2 separate regions of the Mus musculus genome follow, and region 1 is linked to region 2. Evidence: chromatin loops called from intact Hi-C (ENCODE). Cell type or tissue: heart. All regions are shown on one strand. Each heading gives the region's core, and the rest is flanking DNA. Links, peaks and the distances in the headings are about the cores only. Region 1 holds the start of Gm42322 (a long non-coding RNA gene). Region 2 holds the start of Gm36599 (a long non-coding RNA gene).

The links. Hi-C counts contacts between places; a loop is a spot of excess contacts. Peaks named below come from ENCODE experiments on the same cell type or tissue, not always from the same donor. Only the 100,000 strongest peaks of a DNase experiment are listed, where the experiment ranks them.
Region 1: a loop joins it to region 2, with 1.8 times the contacts of the local background. A loop is called at or near these places in 5 of 42 quality-filtered maps.

What each region holds. Positions count from the first base shown.
Region 1 is chr4:133,436,148-133,444,477 of GRCm38, reverse strand. Gm42322 (a long non-coding RNA gene) reads left to right here and starts at 4,112. Exons shown (of 3, transcript XR_881475.1): 1 at 4,112-4,543; 2 at 5,520-5,825; 3 at 7,162-7,418. In heart, for the core only: no CTCF peak of the experiment used is centred there; DNase peaks (open chromatin) are centred at 297, 3,853 and 4,557; H3K4me3 peaks cover 1,207 bases; H3K27ac peaks cover 3,417 bases; H3K27me3 peaks cover 532 bases.
Region 2 is chr4:133,001,533-133,009,862 of GRCm38, reverse strand. It overlaps Fgr (FGR proto-oncogene, Src family tyrosine kinase), which reads right to left. Exons shown (of 13, transcript NM_010208.4): 13 at 7,970-8,330. It overlaps Gm36599 (a long non-coding RNA gene), which reads left to right and starts at 1,711. Exons shown (of 3, transcript XR_390813.3): 1 at 1,711-1,835; 2 at 5,114-5,383; 3 at 6,723-8,330. In heart, for the core only: CTCF peaks have their summits at 539 (motif pointing left) and 4,400 (motif pointing right); DNase peaks (open chromatin) are centred at 422, 1,602, 4,442 and 6,762; H3K4me3 peaks cover 376 bases; H3K27ac peaks cover 3,803 bases; H3K27me3 peaks cover 38 bases.

The sequences.
Region 1 (8,330 bases), core at 290-8,289, 430 kb before region 2:
AGGAATTGAAGCTTGGTCCTCTGGAAGAGCAGCCAGTGCTCTTAACCAGTGCTGAGCCATCTCTCCAGCCCTAGTTAGGGTTTCTATTACTGTAATAAACACAATGACCAAAAGCAACTTGAGGAGGAAAGGGTTAATTTCACTTCCCCCTCCCTTCATGAATAATAGGAGATCCTCATGAAAGCTCCTAATGTCACCTCCACAAGTGACCAACCTGGTAATAGCAACCCTGAGCGAGCCACTCGCCTGAGCTGGGCAGCCATTTCTCCTTTGTCCGCCCACTGGATCTGCACGGGAACCAGATGAGGAAGGCTGCCAGAAAAGGCAGAGGCTCCTTTTAACCCAACGTCTGGCTGAGGAGCCTCCCGTTAGAACTGCTCAACTGGGTTCTCAGGCAGTCTCCCGGGAAGGGAAGGCTGGGGTAAAATGTTTCCTTTTTCCAGGCAATGGTGACACATGCCTTTAATCCCAGCTCCCTGAGTTCGAGACCAGCCTGGTTTACAGAACGAGTTCCAGGACAGCCAGGGCTACCCAGAGAAAGACAATTTTAAAAAACATAAACAAATAAACAAAAAAAGTTTCCTCTCATTAGGGTAGAGAATTCTTCCCAGAAGCCCCCACAGACTCTTGCTTCTGTCTCATTGGCTAGACAGTAACCCTGGACCAATTGTAGTGACATTTGACTGGTCATCTGACCCTGGATAGGTCGACAGGTAGTCCTCTCACTTGAAGAAAACAGCCTTGCTTCAGGAAGGGATCAGGGACAAGCACCTGCCCTTATAGTATGAGAGGAACCGAGGATTAGCGGCAGCCTGCCTGTCCTCTGAGGTGACAGTAAGCGGGTCTCATCCTCCCTAGGTCTAGACTTTGTAATCCGGCCGTGGAATCTACTCACTTGTACCGTGCAGCGTTTCTTCTCTAAGAAGCCATGACTCTTCTCCATGAGCAGAATTTCCCTGGAAATTTTTGGATCCCAGGAAGAGTAACAACTGTTCAGCACACCGCTAGACAGGACATCTCTGGGTCCCAGGGTCATCCCACCCTCACAGAGCTCACTGTTCCATCAGGCATGGGGGGGGGCTCAACCCCCTGCCCGTCACCTCCATAGCCCCAGGCCTCCCAGCTCTTCCCAGCCCTGAGCTTGGCCAGCTCCTCTGACACTTCTCGGCCAGGCTGCCAAGACCAACAAGGCCTCAGAACAAAGGGACCTTTGAGAGGCAGGACATAGTCCCCACAGAAGGAAGCTGTGGTCTTAACTAACAAAGGTCCCCTCTGGGCTCTCCTGTGAGTACCGAAAATTCAAACTTTAGAATGAGTACAGCCAAGATGGCCATCCCCCTGCAGGGTCCAGCCTGGCCCCTCAGAGCTTGGCACAATCACAGCGAAGCAGTTTCTTTCCCAGAATCGGAGGAGGTAAAAGCTGACAACGTTAGAAACTGTGCTGCAGTTTCTGCCTCAGCCGCCTATGTCACAGCTCACAGCCCAGCACACGGCAGTCAGAGCAGCTCCTCTCTCTAACAAGAGCCTCAGTCAAGTAAGGCCGGATACTTGGCTTTGCCAAGGAAAATAATTTCAGGATAAGCCCCTATGAAGCAGGTTGTAGTTTATTGAAAGGTTTGTTTCTTTTTTTGAGCCAGAGATTAATTTTGTAGTCCTGGCTGCCTTGGAACTCACTATATAGACCGGGATGGCTTCAGAGATTGGCCTGCCTCTGCCTCTTGTGTGCCGGATCTAAGGATGTGAGTCACCAAGCCATGTCCATCACTGATGGATGTTAAGCACAAGGACAAAGGAAAAGAACACACACCCAAGGGTTGACACACTCTCCTATAGCAAAGAACATGATACACCCAACTATAGACACGGTCTCTCAAAGGAAAAAAATGGTTCAGTATACTGGTAGTAATGGATGGAACAGTAACAGAGAAACAATGAAAAGAGAAGACATAAGGAGAGAGAAAGAGAGAGAGAGAGAGAGAGAGAGAGAGAGAGAGAGCCAGCTCCTCCCCTTGGAATCCAATTGAAGCCTCTTGCCAACAGACAACAAGAATTCCAACAAAATTACCTCCTTCCCACCTACACACCCTTTGTTTCTGGGAATGCTTTGAATTCCCTGTGTGACCTTGGGGGCTCTTGGCGCCCCCAGCTCAGCCTGTGAGTCCATCTGAGGCATCCTCAGAGCCACTTCACTCATTTTTCTTAAAAGAGAGTAAAGAAAAGTTTCCCAGCAACCTTTAGAGATGGAACCTGAGAGCCGTCATGATGGCACGGGTGGCCAGAGCTAAGGAAATCAATTGCAGCTCTCCCTGGGGAGTCTGTACCCACACGTGCCTTTCCTAATCACTCTCTACCTTATTTCCTGAGGCAGAGGCTCTCAGTGGACCTGGAGCTCACCAATCTGGCCAGGCTCACTGCCCAGGAAACTTCATGAGTCCTCCTGTCTCTGTCTCCGCCATACTGCGATTATAGACGTGCCCTGCTTTTTATGTGGGTATTGGGAACCCTAACTCAGGTCTTTGAGCTTGCACAAGTAAACACTCTATAGACTGAGACACCTCCCTAGCTCCTTTTGTTTATTCTTTTGAGTCAGGGTTTCACCATATAGCCAAGGCTGGCCTTGAACTTGCCGTCGTCCTTCAGCTATGGTATGTTGGGCTTACAGATGTGTCCTGACACCTGACTACAAGGGTAATCTTTCAGTCTGTTTTGTCGGGTATGGGAGTCTGTAGTCTAGCAAACACAGAATAGCATGGCCTACCTTGCTGGGTCCTTGGAAGAACTGAACTCAGGGCCACACATTCTCTCTGCATCTGATTCAGAAAAATAAAATGTCTTTGGATGCTGTATTTTCCCTGTCTCTGTTTCAGCTACTCTGAATGCTTTCTGTGCTGGAAATCATCATTTGCAAACTATAACACACACACATACACACCACACATACCCCCACCACAATAGCCCCCATATACATGTATACACATACACAACATACTACACACACACACACATTACACTCACACATATACACCACACACATACACATTCAGACCATACATCCCTCCCACATACCACATACACACAATACACACACACCACACATACACCACACCCACATACAATACTACACCTACACATATACACCACACACACACATACACCCACAAAAACCCACACATCACACATACCCACCACCATACACACACACCACACCCACATGCATACCACACATACACACACACACACACCATACTACACATACACAAATATACCACACACACACATACACTCACAACCCCCCGCCCCCACACACACACACACCATGTCACTCTTCCCTTGCAGTAGATCTGGCTAACATTTGCAGGTTCCGGCAAATGGAGCGTAAGGCGAAGGTAATTCATTAATTTCTCTTAAGTAGAAGACTCACATTTCCTCTTTCCTTCCTTTCCTATGGATGAAATGGGATGCGGAGCTGAAGCAACCAATTTGGACCATGTGGCAAAAGGCAAACAGAAACCATTCAGAAACAAGGCAGAGGAGGGCCCTAATGTTTGTATGATTATCATATCTTCCTGGACTGAATTCTGTTTTTTGAGATAGGGTCTCTCACCGTGTAGACCAGGCTAGCCTCAATCTCACAGCACTCTGCCTGCCTCTGCCTCTTGATTGCTAGAGTTAAAGGCTTGTGCCACCACACCCAGCCTTATTCTTGGACCTTGATTTCATTTCCATCTCATTTAGCTCTCTGTTACTTCCTCCAAGATTCTGAAACTAAAACTGTGTGCTACCACACCCATCATCTTCTTGGTGGCCCCAGGAGAGACTGGAAGCCTGGTGGGGCAGCTGGAACTGTAAGATCGGGGTGCTGTTTGACCTTGGAACAAAGTCAGGTGTGCCTGGCAGCCTCTGAGGGCACAAGGAAGGAAGCTCAGGGGAGCCGCTGAGCAGGTGGCCGGTTCCCTGGAGTCCCTTCTGCAGCCTCCAGCTGCACACCCACCCCTCCCCTTGCACATTAGACTCTGCTCTTCAGCCCTAATTGATTAAGGCTGGAGAACTGGAGCAGGCGCACAGGCACGCACAGCTCCGCAGGAACCAACCCTATCTCTGGAACTCGGAGGCAAAAGCGCTAACTGCCATCGGATCTCAGATCTCGATGTGAGGCTGGGTCTTCGCAGAACAGTGTCCCCACCCCCCACCCCCACCCCAACGCTCTTCAGGAGAATGACCCGGAGTGCCGGAGTACAGGAGCCAAGCAATTGTATGGGTGATGCCAGGCAATTGAAGTATCAGCTACACAAGTGGTGGCTTTTCATCCCACCTTGCCCTTACCCCCTTCCCCGGGAAAAACTGAGTTCAAGCGCTGCCCCCCTTGAGGAACAGGAAACCACTAATCCCCTGCTTGCTAGTTGCCAAGCAACCCAGGATGAGCCTTCGAGGTCATTTCTCAGACAGCTCTGCGCCTCCCCACAGCCTGTGAACAGATGGCCCCTGCAAGCAGCCAGTCCCAGTCCTAAGCAATTGCTATGCTCCTGCAGCCTGTCCCCTGAGAGTAAGCAGAGAAGGAGGCCTCTAGGGATGCGGCAGGGGCTTGTGGAAAGGGAGAGGGGCCTGGGCCAGGCTCCCAGCAGCCTTGCAGGATTCTGCTCTTGTCCAGGGCAGTACCTGGGAGGAAAGGGAGGAGGAGGATGCTTGGTGGATACTGCCGTTCTAGGTGGGCTGGACTGTGTAGGAAAGAAGGCTTTGGCCCCCTTGACTGTTCCTCAAAGTACTACAGCCTTTGACAAGAGGCTCCCAACGAGCTAGGAATGAGCTACAGATGTCTGAGGCCCTGGGTTTGATCCCTAGTATTTCATAAAACTGGGCGTGGTCGTGTATTCCTGGGATTCCAGTACTGGGGAGGAGGTGGGAGGATCAGAAGTCCAGGGCCATCCCTGCCCACACAGAGTTACAAGCCAGAACCTGTATCAGAGAGAGAGAGAGAGGAGAGAGGGAGAGAAGAGAGAAGAGAGAAGAGAGGAGAGAGAAGAGAGAGAGGAGAGAAAGAGGAGAGAGGAAAGAGAGAAAGAGAGGCGAGAGAAGAGAGAGAGAGGGAGAGAGAGCGGAGAGAGAGAGAGAAGAGAGGAGAGAGAGAGGAGAGAAGAGAGAGAGGAGAGAGAAGAGAAAGAGGAGAGAGAGAAGAGAGAGGAGAGAGAGAGGAGAGAGAAGAGAGAGGAGAGAGAGAGGAGAGAGGAAAGAGAGAGAGAAGAGAGAGAGGAGAGAGAGAGAGGAGAGGAGAGAGGGAAGAGAGAGAGAAGAGAGAGAGGAGAGAGAGGGAGAGGGAGAGAGAGGAGAGAGAGAGGAGAGAGAGAGAGCTGGGTATGGTAGCCTACACCTTCAGTCTCAGGACTCAGGAGGCAGAGGCAGGAGGATCTCGGTGAGTTCAAGGCCAGCCTAGCCTATTTATCAAGTTCAAGGCCAGTCAATGTTACTTAGTAAGGCCTTGTCTCAAATAAATAAGAAATAATTCACCTGTTCTTTATTTTTAGGACAAAATTGGAGACAATGTCTCAGCCTCACTGAGGTGTTTCCTTCTAGTTGCCGGAAGATACAAAGATGCAGATAGCTCCGGACCTGTTTGTCCTGTTTTCCTATGTTTTGCTTTTTATTTTCTTAGTTTTATGTTTTTTGAGAAAGGGTCTCACTCCATATCCCCTGGCTGGCCTTGCATTCACTGTGTGTGACACCCCTCCCCCTCCCACACACCCGCAAGTATCATGGCCAGCAGCAAAACAATCGGAGGAAAGGCGAGAATGAATCTCAGTTCAGCTCAGACTTCTGGAGTCTGACACCAGGTGCTTTAATTTAGCTGTATTTAAGCCCAGCACAGTTTTGGAAAAAAGTTTTCTGAGGGCAATTAACTCAGTTCCCGTGTGTACAACAAAGCTTAAGACATGTTTACGTTGAAACTCTTTACAAAATACAGATGGCTTCTTCCTTTAAAGATGGGGACTGTTGACTGAGAAACAGTGCCCAAGGTAAGGGTCTAGGGAGGTAAACACCATGCCCATGGGAGTCAGGAGTGGCCTGGCCCTGAGACAACACAGAAGTCACTCAGGCTGCTGGAAAACACAAGCAGCTTCTCTCCTAAGGATGGCTTTATGGACTGAGGGACAGTGCTCGAGGTCTATGGGGGAGGCAGGGGATGAAGTGGCGGGGGGTGGGGGGGAAGAAGTCTGGGCTAAACAAATATAATGATTCTGGGGCATGTGGGTGAAGTCTGGCCCTGTAGATAGCAAAGCATCATCAGGTTCTAAACTCCAGCCTCCCCCGCATTCCAGATGGAGGACGGGTACCCATCTCCTCCCTCTGAAGAGACAAGCCTGCCTGTTTAACCTTCCTGGCTTCCCTTGTGCTTAGCTGTGTGCACGAGGACCTCTTAAGCCTCTACAGCTCTGTAGACCAGGCTGGACACAGACTCCCAGAGATCTGTCTGCCTCTGCCCGCTAGGTGCTGGAATTACAGGCATGGGCAACTACTCCCTGACTAAAGCAGTTAATTTTTATGTATAAATGTGTGAGTCGGGGGGCGGGGAGGGCTGGAGAGATGGCTCAGTGGTTAAGAGCACTGACTGCTCTTCTAGAGGACCCGAGTTCAATTCCCAGCAACCACATGGTGATTCACAACCATCTGTAATGGGATCTGATGCCCTCTTCTGGTGTGTCTGAAGACAGCTACCATATACATACACACACACACACACACACACATATATATATGTATATATATATATGTGTGTGTGTGTGTGTGTGCATATATATATATATATACATATATATTTATATAAAATTTCTTTTGCATATGTATGGGGACCATACATATGTCCTAAGTCCCTCAGGGACCAGAAGAAGTGGGTTGGAGCTGGAGCTGGAGTTACAGACAGTTCTGAGACACCGCACTGGTCCTGGGACCCTTCCCCAGGTCCTCTGCATGGGGAACATGTGCTGTTAGCTTGAGCCATCTCTCCAGTCTGTGTTGCCCTACGTTAACAACGCTAAGACAGACCTGCTATGCTCAGAGCAGACCCCGGCTACATGTCCTTTAATTCATTCCTATTCTGACAAGGCCCACCTGTAGGTGGTGTAACATCGAATAGGTTCAGGGCTTGGCCTCATACGTTTCTCACTGCAGGTGCCAACAGGTGGATTGGTGTAACCGCTTCTGCCCAACCAACTTCAAACTCTGGCCCCCATGAACCCTGCTCTCTGCGTGCATTAACTCGTTTTGCTGGTGGTTCGCAGTACTCAGGAAAACTGAAGGTTACCAGTTGTCTATTGCCATTATTGTTATTATTAAGACAGGCCTTGCTATGAAGTCCAGGAGAGCCTTGAACTTGGAATCCTTCTACTTCTGTTTCTGAGTGCTGAGATCCTATGCCTGGCACCAGTTTACTATATTAGTAAAGGATACTGTCGTTTTAAAAAAGATTTATTTATTTATTTTATGTATATGAGTACACCATTGCGTCTCCTAAGACACACCAGAAAAGGGCACACCATTGGATCCCATTACAGATGGTTGTGAGCCACCATGTGGTTGCAGGGAGTTGAACTTGGGACCTCTGGAAGAGCAGTTGGTGCTCTTAACTGCTGAGTCATCTTTCCAGCTCAAGGATATTGTCTTAGTCAGGGTTTCGATTCCAGCACAAAACAGCATGACCAAGAAGCAATTTGGGGAGGAAAGGGTTTATTCAGCTTACACTTCCACACTGCTGTTCACCAAAGGAAGTCAGGACAGGGTAGGAACTTGGAGGCAGGAGCTGATGCAGAGGCCATGGAGGGATGTCACTTACTGGCTTGCTTCCCCTGGCTTGCTCAGCGTGCTTTCTTATAGAGGACTCATAGAGAGGCCTTTCCTCAAGGGAACCTCCTTTCTCTGTGATAACTCCATCCTGTGTCAAGTTGATCCATAAAACCAGCCAGTACAGATATTATTTCTGCACGGTAGTGTATGCCCATAATCCCAGCACTTAGAAGGCTTAAGTTGGAAGATTGTTGTGAGATGGAGAGCAGCCTGAGCTATATAGTAAGTCCCAGGATAGCCTGGGCTGCAACAGGAAACTATCTTTAAAACAAGGAAAAAGTACAGCATCTTGAGTGTGGGGCACAGATCTGCAACATTTGTTAAGAACCTGGTCCTATTAGCTCTTTAAAGGGAATGATTGGAAAAGTTTATGAACTGAATAAGAAATGCACATCCCCCCCCCCCACCCCCATAGATTCAAATGTTTAAACGCTCGGTTCTCAGTTGGTGGTGCTGTTTGGGAAGGTTGTGGAACCTTTAGGAGGTGGGATTTACTG
Region 2 (8,330 bases), core at 82-8,081:
CAAAACTCAACTCTGAGGTCATCACAAGCAGAACTTTTGGTGTCTTGCCATAACTGCCGCCCATAGGGCAAACTTTAGTGCTGATGGGTGTGAGAGACTCCCAGGTCTGCCCATCTCTAATGCCTCACCCACCTTTACCAAGGATAGGAAGACCCTTACTGCTTGAATTAAATGTAGGCAGAGGTTGGGATGAGATCATACTGGTGGCAGAGAGCCCCAGGAAAGATGGGACTAATCGATATTCAAGAAAAGCATAAAGGGGGCGGGGGGAATGGCTAGTTAGGTGGCAAAAGGCACACGAAAAAGAAGTTAGGTAGAATTTCCCAAATATGCTCCAAATTCTCCAGGCTGCTTCAGGTGTCCCCTCTGCAGAAGTAGTGGGTAGCCCCAAAGGGTTACAGATTCCTAGAAACAAAACACAGCAGAGCCTTCCTGGAATTTAGGGACAGGTTTTTCTTATGGAGCCTTTCCAAAGTATGTTGGGGAAGGGGTCCCCCAAACTGCACATGAACTATTATGCGGGATGCTGCTGCCACCTAGTGTCCAATCTCCATATCTGCTCCGGTGATTTAAGCTGAGGAAGAGCTAGGAAGAGCCTCTCCTCTTTCTGGGGTCAGCTTCCTCCAACCACGTTTGTTTCACTGGAGACAAAACCTAGTATATTCAGACCCAGGAAATATTACTTGAAAGTAAAGATAAAACTGTGGGGACCTAAGGTTTTAAAGGCCGTGTAAACTGGGATCCAGGCACACCTGGGCTTGCCTTTATTTGTTGTGTTGTCAGAGGCCCAGGTTTCCATGGATAAAATAGACTCAGGTTCCTGAATGGTATGTGCCTGTAACCCCAGCATAGGGAAAGTGGAAGCAGGAGGATCAGAAATCTAAGGTCATCTTCAGCTGTACAGGTACACAAGGCCAGCCTGGGCTACATGAGAGACTCCCTCTAGAATAAATAAATAAATAAACAAATAAATAAATAAATAGAAAACTGGCAAGGTAGAGGAGAGATTAGGTTATAATAAGAATGGCAATGACAGCCGGGCAGTGGTGGCACACTCCTTTAATCCCAGCACTTGGGAGGCAGAGGCAGGCAGATTTCTGAGTTCGAGGCCAGCCTGGTCTACAAAGTGAGTTCCAGGACAGCAAGGGCTACACAGAGAAACCCTATCTCAAAAAACAAAACAAAACAAAAGAACGGCAATGACTGATAGTCCCTGGGATTCATAGAAAGGGGAGAAACGATGGGTGCCCCCTCTCTGAATACAAAGGTTCTGGGGCTTCCAGAAAGGATGTCTGAATTGCTATAGAGTAATTCAGTTTCCTCCATACAAGAAGAAACTGGGACCTAACAAGCTTTCCTGAACTTTCCTGAGCCACTGAGCTGCAGATCCAAGAACAAGATGTGCCCTGGACTAGAGCCACTCTGTCCCAGCTTTACCCGCCATCGAATGCAATGGCTAGATCTAGGGTCCAGGAGATCAGGGTAGCAGGAAGCCCCCCTGACAGTGAAAACTACTACGGGCCCCCACTTTACCCTCCTTCAGACCAGCCCCTCTCCCCTCCCCTGCACAATCCTCCCACATTCCTCTAGGCAACAGGAAACCCCAGCTGCAGCCCAGACTTCAAACAGCTCCTCCCTCTGGGGCAGGGGGTGTGGGAGGAGAGGCCAGAGGCCACAGGGCAAAGGTCAGCTTTGTTCCTGCCAGAGGTGGTGAGGGACCTGGAGAAGACAGAGGGGGGTAGGGTAAGGTCCTTGACGGTCACACGGCATATGTGTAAATTCCTGTGTCCATCAGGGTGTACAAGGTCCTGGCTCTCTCCACCGAGTCTTGGGGGGTAAGTGTGTGTCCTTGGCTTGCCTTCGGTTATCTCTCTAACTGTAGGTCAGCACATTGTTGTCTGTCTGTGTGTGCTTAGCCTGGGACACCACTGATAATTCCGTAGGTGTTATCAAGTATAGTGATATGCTCAGTTCACGGGCCTGGTCAAAGCTATGTGTCCTAGAAGCGTGACCTAGTGTGGTTCCATGTGTTCAGAGTGGATGTCCTCCTGTCTCTTCTGTTATCCCTCCTCTACCCTAGTCACGAAGTGGAGGCTGAGCTTGTGCCTGGAATCCCAGCGCCGGTGTTCAGGAGGCTGGAGTTTGAAGCTAATGTAGATGACATATTTCCTAGCCAGCCTGAGGCATGCCCGCCACCTCACCCTAAGCCCCATCTCAAAAGCAAAACAAATCAGGGGCCGGAGGGTCACAGCCTTTCAGCTGGTCTCCTAGAAGACCAGAGTTTCTTGCCACTAATTGTGATTTCAGCTCGGGTGCAGGGTGGGCGTGGGGGAAACTTTGGTATCCACAGACACTGTACACACACACACACACACACACACACACAATTTTGAAAACCCCCCACAAAACTCTATTTTGCCTTCTAACGCTGTTGTCCAAGGGTTAGAATCCCAGCCAAGCACATGGCTGACCAGGACTTCAAATAATTCACCATCTCCATTTTTGGCACTAACCCACTGTCAGTGTAGTGCACTCCACTCATACCTAATTCGACTTTCCAGCAGCTTCATTTCCTGTCTCTGCATCCACTCAATTCTGTCTCTTGCTTTTTTTTCTCTTTTTTGGTTTTTCGAGACAGGGTTTCTCTTTATAGCCCTGGCTGTCCTGGAACTCACTTTGTAGACCAGGCTGGCCTCGAACTCAGAAATCTGCCTGCCTCTGCCTTCCGAGTGCTGGGATTAAAGGCGTGGGCCACCCCCAACCCCCCACCTCCTACCCCCCACCCCCCACCCCCACCCCCACCCCCGCTTGCCTTTTTTTTTTTTTTTTTTTTTTTTTGGTTTTTTTTCAAGACAGGGTTTCTCTGTGTAGCCCTGGCTGTCCTGGAAGCCTTTTTTTTTTTTTTTAATAAGGGTTTTGTTTTGTTTCGTTTTGTTTCCCTTTGTTACAGGGTTTCGAATAGTTCAGGCTAGCCTAAAGCTTACAATGTAGCTGAGGATGACCTTGGATTTTTTGATTCTCCTGCTTGTACCTCCCAAGTGCTGGAATCACAGGTTTGCTGCAGCAGGCTGGGACTTTCCACCCCTTTTTCTTCTCTCACCTCTCTCTCTCTTTTGAAACAAGGACTCTCCATACGTAGCCCAGGTTCACCTCAACTTCACAATCCTCAAATGCCCACTCTTTTTCAGCTGCATTAGAAAACAAAGAAGTTAGGCTGGAGAGATGGCTCAGCGGTTGAGAGCATCTTCAGACACACCAGAAGAGGGCATCTCATTACAGATGGTTGTGAGCCACCATGTGGTTGGTGGGAATTGAACTCAGGACCCCACTCCACCCTCCCCACAAATAGCCAAAGCTATCCGTCCTAGCCTGGTGTGCACATCATTACTGTTCCTTTTTTTTTTTTTTTTAAAGATTTATTTATCTATTATATGTAAGTACACTGTAGCTGTCTTCAGACACTCCAGAAGAAGGAGTCAGATCTTTTTACAGATGGTTGTGAGCCACCATGTGGTTGCTGGGATTTGAACTCTGGACCTTCAGAAGAGCAGTCGGGTGCTCTTACCCACTGAGCCATCTCACCAGCCCTGCTGTTCTTACATAATGAAGAGCAGCCAGTGCTCTTAACTGCTAAGCCATCTCTCCAGTCCTAGTCGCTTGTCTTTGTCTCTTGTTTCATTGGTGTTTTTAGACAGTTTTACTATGTAGTTTATGTAGTCCTGGATTGGCCCGGAACGAAAAAAGAGCAGCCTGCCTCTGTCTCTCAGAGCGCTGGAACTAAAGCTGCCTATCTGACTGTGTTTATTTTCTTGTTTCCTCTGAAAAGGACTTGCCCAGGGCTATTGTAGTAGTTCATGCCTTTAGTCCCAGAACATGGGAGGCAAAGGCAGGCAGATGTCTGTGAGCTTGAGGCCAACCTGGTCTACAGAGTAAATTCCTAGACAGCCAGACCGATATTGTGAAATCCTGTCATGTAAAAAAGAAAAAGAGGCTGGGCAGTGGTGGCGCACGCCTTTAATCACAGCACTTGGGAGGCAGAGGCAGGCAGATTTCTGAGTTCGAGGCCAGCCTGGTCTACAGAGTGAGTTCCAGGATAGCCATAGCTACACACAGAGAAACCCTGTCTTGAAAAACCAAAACCAAAAAAAAGATAAAAGGAAGGAAAAAAAAAAGGAAGAAAGAAAGAAACAAAAAAAGAAAAAAAAATTCCCGCCCAATTGATTTTGGATCCTCCTCTGATCTCCAACACATCCAAAACTGTCATCTTCTCCATCTTTCCTCTGAACTTGGTCACCATTAAACTTTGTGTATCTTGAAATGGGAATTGGAACCTGACACCCCACCATCCCACCCAGCAAAAAGTTTCCTTCATTTCTGGATGTAGTTCCTAGAGTGTCCACTAGGTGGAGGGCAAGCATCACTGCAAGGCCATCCAGGCCAAGTGCCTGATTAGGAATGGTTAAGGGGAGAAAGGCTTCCTAACTGTACCAGGAAAACACGTATAGGAGTGGACAGAGGATTCCTCCAGCTCAGTTTTGGAGCAGAGGGACTCAGAAAGGTCTCCTATGGTGTGTCGTGGATGCCCAGGCGATTTCTAGCTTTCTTTTTTCTTTTCTTTTCTTTTTTAATTTTGGTTTTTTCAAGTCAGGGTTTCACTGTGTAGCCCTGGATGTCCTGGAACTCACTCTGCAGACCAGACTGGCTTCGAACTCAGAAATCCGCCTGCCTCTGCCTCCAGAGTGCTGGAATTAAAGGTGTGTGCCACCACTGCCTGGCTTTCTTTCTTTCTTTTTTTTTTTAAAGATTTGTTTTATTTATGAGTACACTGTAGCTGTCTTAAGACACACCAGAAGAGGGCATCCAATCACATTACAGATGGTTGTGAGCCACGATGTGGTTGCAGGGAATTGAACTCAGGACCTCTGGAAGAGTAGTCGGTAGCTGGGTGTGGTGGCACACGCCTTTAATCCTTATTCTGCCCTGGTTCATCTAAGCTCGCTGCCATCCCATATGTAGTTCTTTGCATTTGCCTGAGTCTCCCTCGGCTATACCTCAGGGCCTTTGCACGTGCTACTCTTTCAACCGGGATGACCTCATTCTCCTGTTTCCTCAGAGCCAATTCATTCCACATACTCTAAGAAATCTCCATGGGCGCCTACACTGGCCTCGCTGCTGTGTGTTGTAATGGTTTACTGTCATGTTTTCTGGACAAGACCAGCCTAGTGGAGACAACACTAAATGCATACAGAAACAGGAGGACTTTGAGTTCAAGGCCAGCATGGACTACATAGACCAGGTCCATCTCAAAACAACAACGACAGCAACAACAACAAAGAAAGAACAACGCCCATTAAAAACTACAAGCAGAGCAACACAAAAACAGGTGTATATGAAATTAACAAATGACTAAGTTGGTGGGTTATTTAATTTTTACTTATGTGTGTGTGTGTATGTATGTATGCATGCATGCATGCATGCATGAGTTAATATGCACATGTTAGTGTCCTCAGAGGCCAGGGAACATTGAACCCCATGAAATAGTTTCAAGTAGCTGTGAGCTTCCAGATGTGGGTGCTCTGAATTGAACCCAGGTCCTCTACAAGAGTGGTAAGGACCCTTAAACATTGAGCCACCTCTCTAGTCCCAATTGAGTGCAATCAGCAAGTACGGAGACACCTGTATCCACAGCCTCGCTGCATCAGTATTAGATTTTGTCCTACAGCTCTATCATGTGTGCCAGTGGAACACACGAGTGAGTCCTAGAGTTCAAACCCAGACTCTATCATCTCACGGAATGACCTTGGGTGAGGGTCAGAACCTTCATTTTCTTCTCTGTAAATGGCTATAATCTCCCATTGCTGCAGAGCCTAGTGGTGAAGATCAAATTAGACCACGCAAGCGAAACATCCCCACCCCCACCCCCCAGTCAATTAGGTGCCCTCCCGCAGCATGGAACCTGGAGATAAAATCGCCCTCTGAGCCGTAAGCCAGTAAAATCTACACATCACGGAGGAGAAGAGCCAGGTGGGGGAGTGAATGAGGCGGGAGATGGTTTTGTAAACGACCGAAGAGTTTTGTGAACGGGAGCGAGTTGCAATCAAGGTGACCGGCCTGTAATCTCAGGGAGGCAGGGCGAAAGAGGATGTGATTGAAACGGAGAGAGCTGTAGCTTAATCAATTGCATTGTGCTCTATCTGGAGGGAACAGAAGGCGGCACTGAAATGGGGGTGCCAGGGAGCTTCATCCAGCTGCTCTGGAGGGAGTGATGGGGAACCTGTAGACACAGGGACGGTCTGGTTCGGCTGAAGAGCAGCGAGGGGCCTGGAGCACTCCAGATGGCTCACTGCATTGCTGGGGCCTTCACTGAAACCACATGGGCAGAAGGCAGCAGGCAGAGCCCCAGGAGGCAGACGACAAGAATATCTTAGTTCCAGGAAAGGGCTGTGGAGGATAAGTGCTAAATCTGGGGCCAGAGACTTGGTCCCAGCCCCTGATCCACCAGCTTAATGTCCTGGACACCTTCAGAAATCCGACTTCGGTCAGGCATGATGGTATATGCCTACGATTCCAGCACTAAGGAGCCTGAGCAACATGGAAGGGGTCTATCTCAAAATGGATATGTGTGTGTGTGTGTGTGTGTGTGTGTGTGTGTGTATGGTGGGGGTGTCCACGAGTTATCTCACAGTACCTCAGTTAATCAGAACAGCCGCCTGTTTTTCTAGGTTGTGTGAGGCTGAAATGGCAGCATGCCCTGAGCAGGACCCCTGGCACGGAGCCAGCATTCTGTAAATGGCAGTGGCAGACAGCTGACGTGCGTGTATTAAACATTTAACGCTACCTCACAGATGGACAGACTGAAACTTGCAGAACGTAAACCCTTGCATAGAGCCACGGAGCCAGCCAGTGGCAGAGGCAGGATTCTCGGTGACTGGGCTCACAGTGGGAAGTACAACCCCATGGCGGCAGGAAGACAGAAACAACACTACCTTCTGGCTTGTATCTCAGGTTCTTGTGAATTTGGCTGGTTAGGACCCTATGGCCTCGAGAAGCCTTGGAATCTACAGAGCTAAGTCTACCATCCTGTGACACCTGGATTCTCTCCATGTTTCTTCTCTTTTCTTTTTTTTTCATTTATTTATTTTTATTTTACGTGCATTGGTGTTTTGCCTGCGTGCGTGTCTGTGTGAGGCTGTCAATTCTTAGAGTTACAGACAGTTGTGAGCTGCCCTGTGGTTGCTGGGAAATTGAACCCAAGTCCTCTGGAAGGGCAGTCAGTACTCCTAACCGCTGAGCCATCTCTCCAACACCTTCACCATTCAACAGCCTCCAGCACAACCCTGGTCACAGGGAACTCTCAGTAGATGCCACCCTGTCCCTTTTCTTTAGATTCCTCAGTTTGACAGAGGGTTATAGGAATCTTTCTGCCAGTAAGTAAAGAACACACACACACACACACCACCCTTTTCAAAGCCCAGCGGTAATGAAGTCTAGTGAAGAGACTGTGGGCTTTGTGTAAGATCAGCTCTACCATGTGCAGCTGAGTGATCCAGGCATATCAGACAACTCCGGGCCTCGGTTTTCTCATCCAGTGGAACTAATAGAAAACAGTCTCAGCATTAGATTACATGCGGGAGAAAGACTGCAAACATATCTAATAGTCAGCAGGCAAGTTTGTTTGTTTGTCTGTCTGTCTGTCTGTTTGTTTGAGATAGGATCTCACTATTATCCCTAGCTGTCCTGGACCTTGCTGTGTAGACTATGCTGGCCTCAAACACATGCCCATCTTCTTGCTTCTGCCTCCCTAGTGCGGGGACTAAAGGTGTGTGCCTCCCCACACTAGGCATGGTAGGTGGGACACAACTGTAATTCCAGCATTTGGAAGGTGGAGACAGGAGGATTGGGAGGTCAAGGTCCTTCTTGGCTATGTAGAGAATTTAAGGTCAGCCTGGGTTATAAGAGACCATGCCTCTTTTTTTTTTTTTCTTAAAAGGTAAGTATATGTTTATTTATTCATTCATTATTTCTCCACCCAAGGGAAAGCCTCCAGGATAGGAATAGCTCTTACTCATTTTTATTTGCTCAGGGTCCTGCTCAGTGAAGGGCCCATCAGAGTCAATTCTTAGTAATTGCCTAGTGCATTAGTGACTCCAAACTCCCAGGCTCCTTTCCTCTCTCCCAGCAATAAGCCAGAGGGCCAATAAACACTTCCTGACAGGAGAGGTGAGACTCCATATATCCTGTTCTCCTGGTTTCCAAAGAGGCATGTCAGCTACCAGTTTCTCCACAGAGGATCCAAGAAGTACATCAAAGATGGTCTACCATCTCCGATC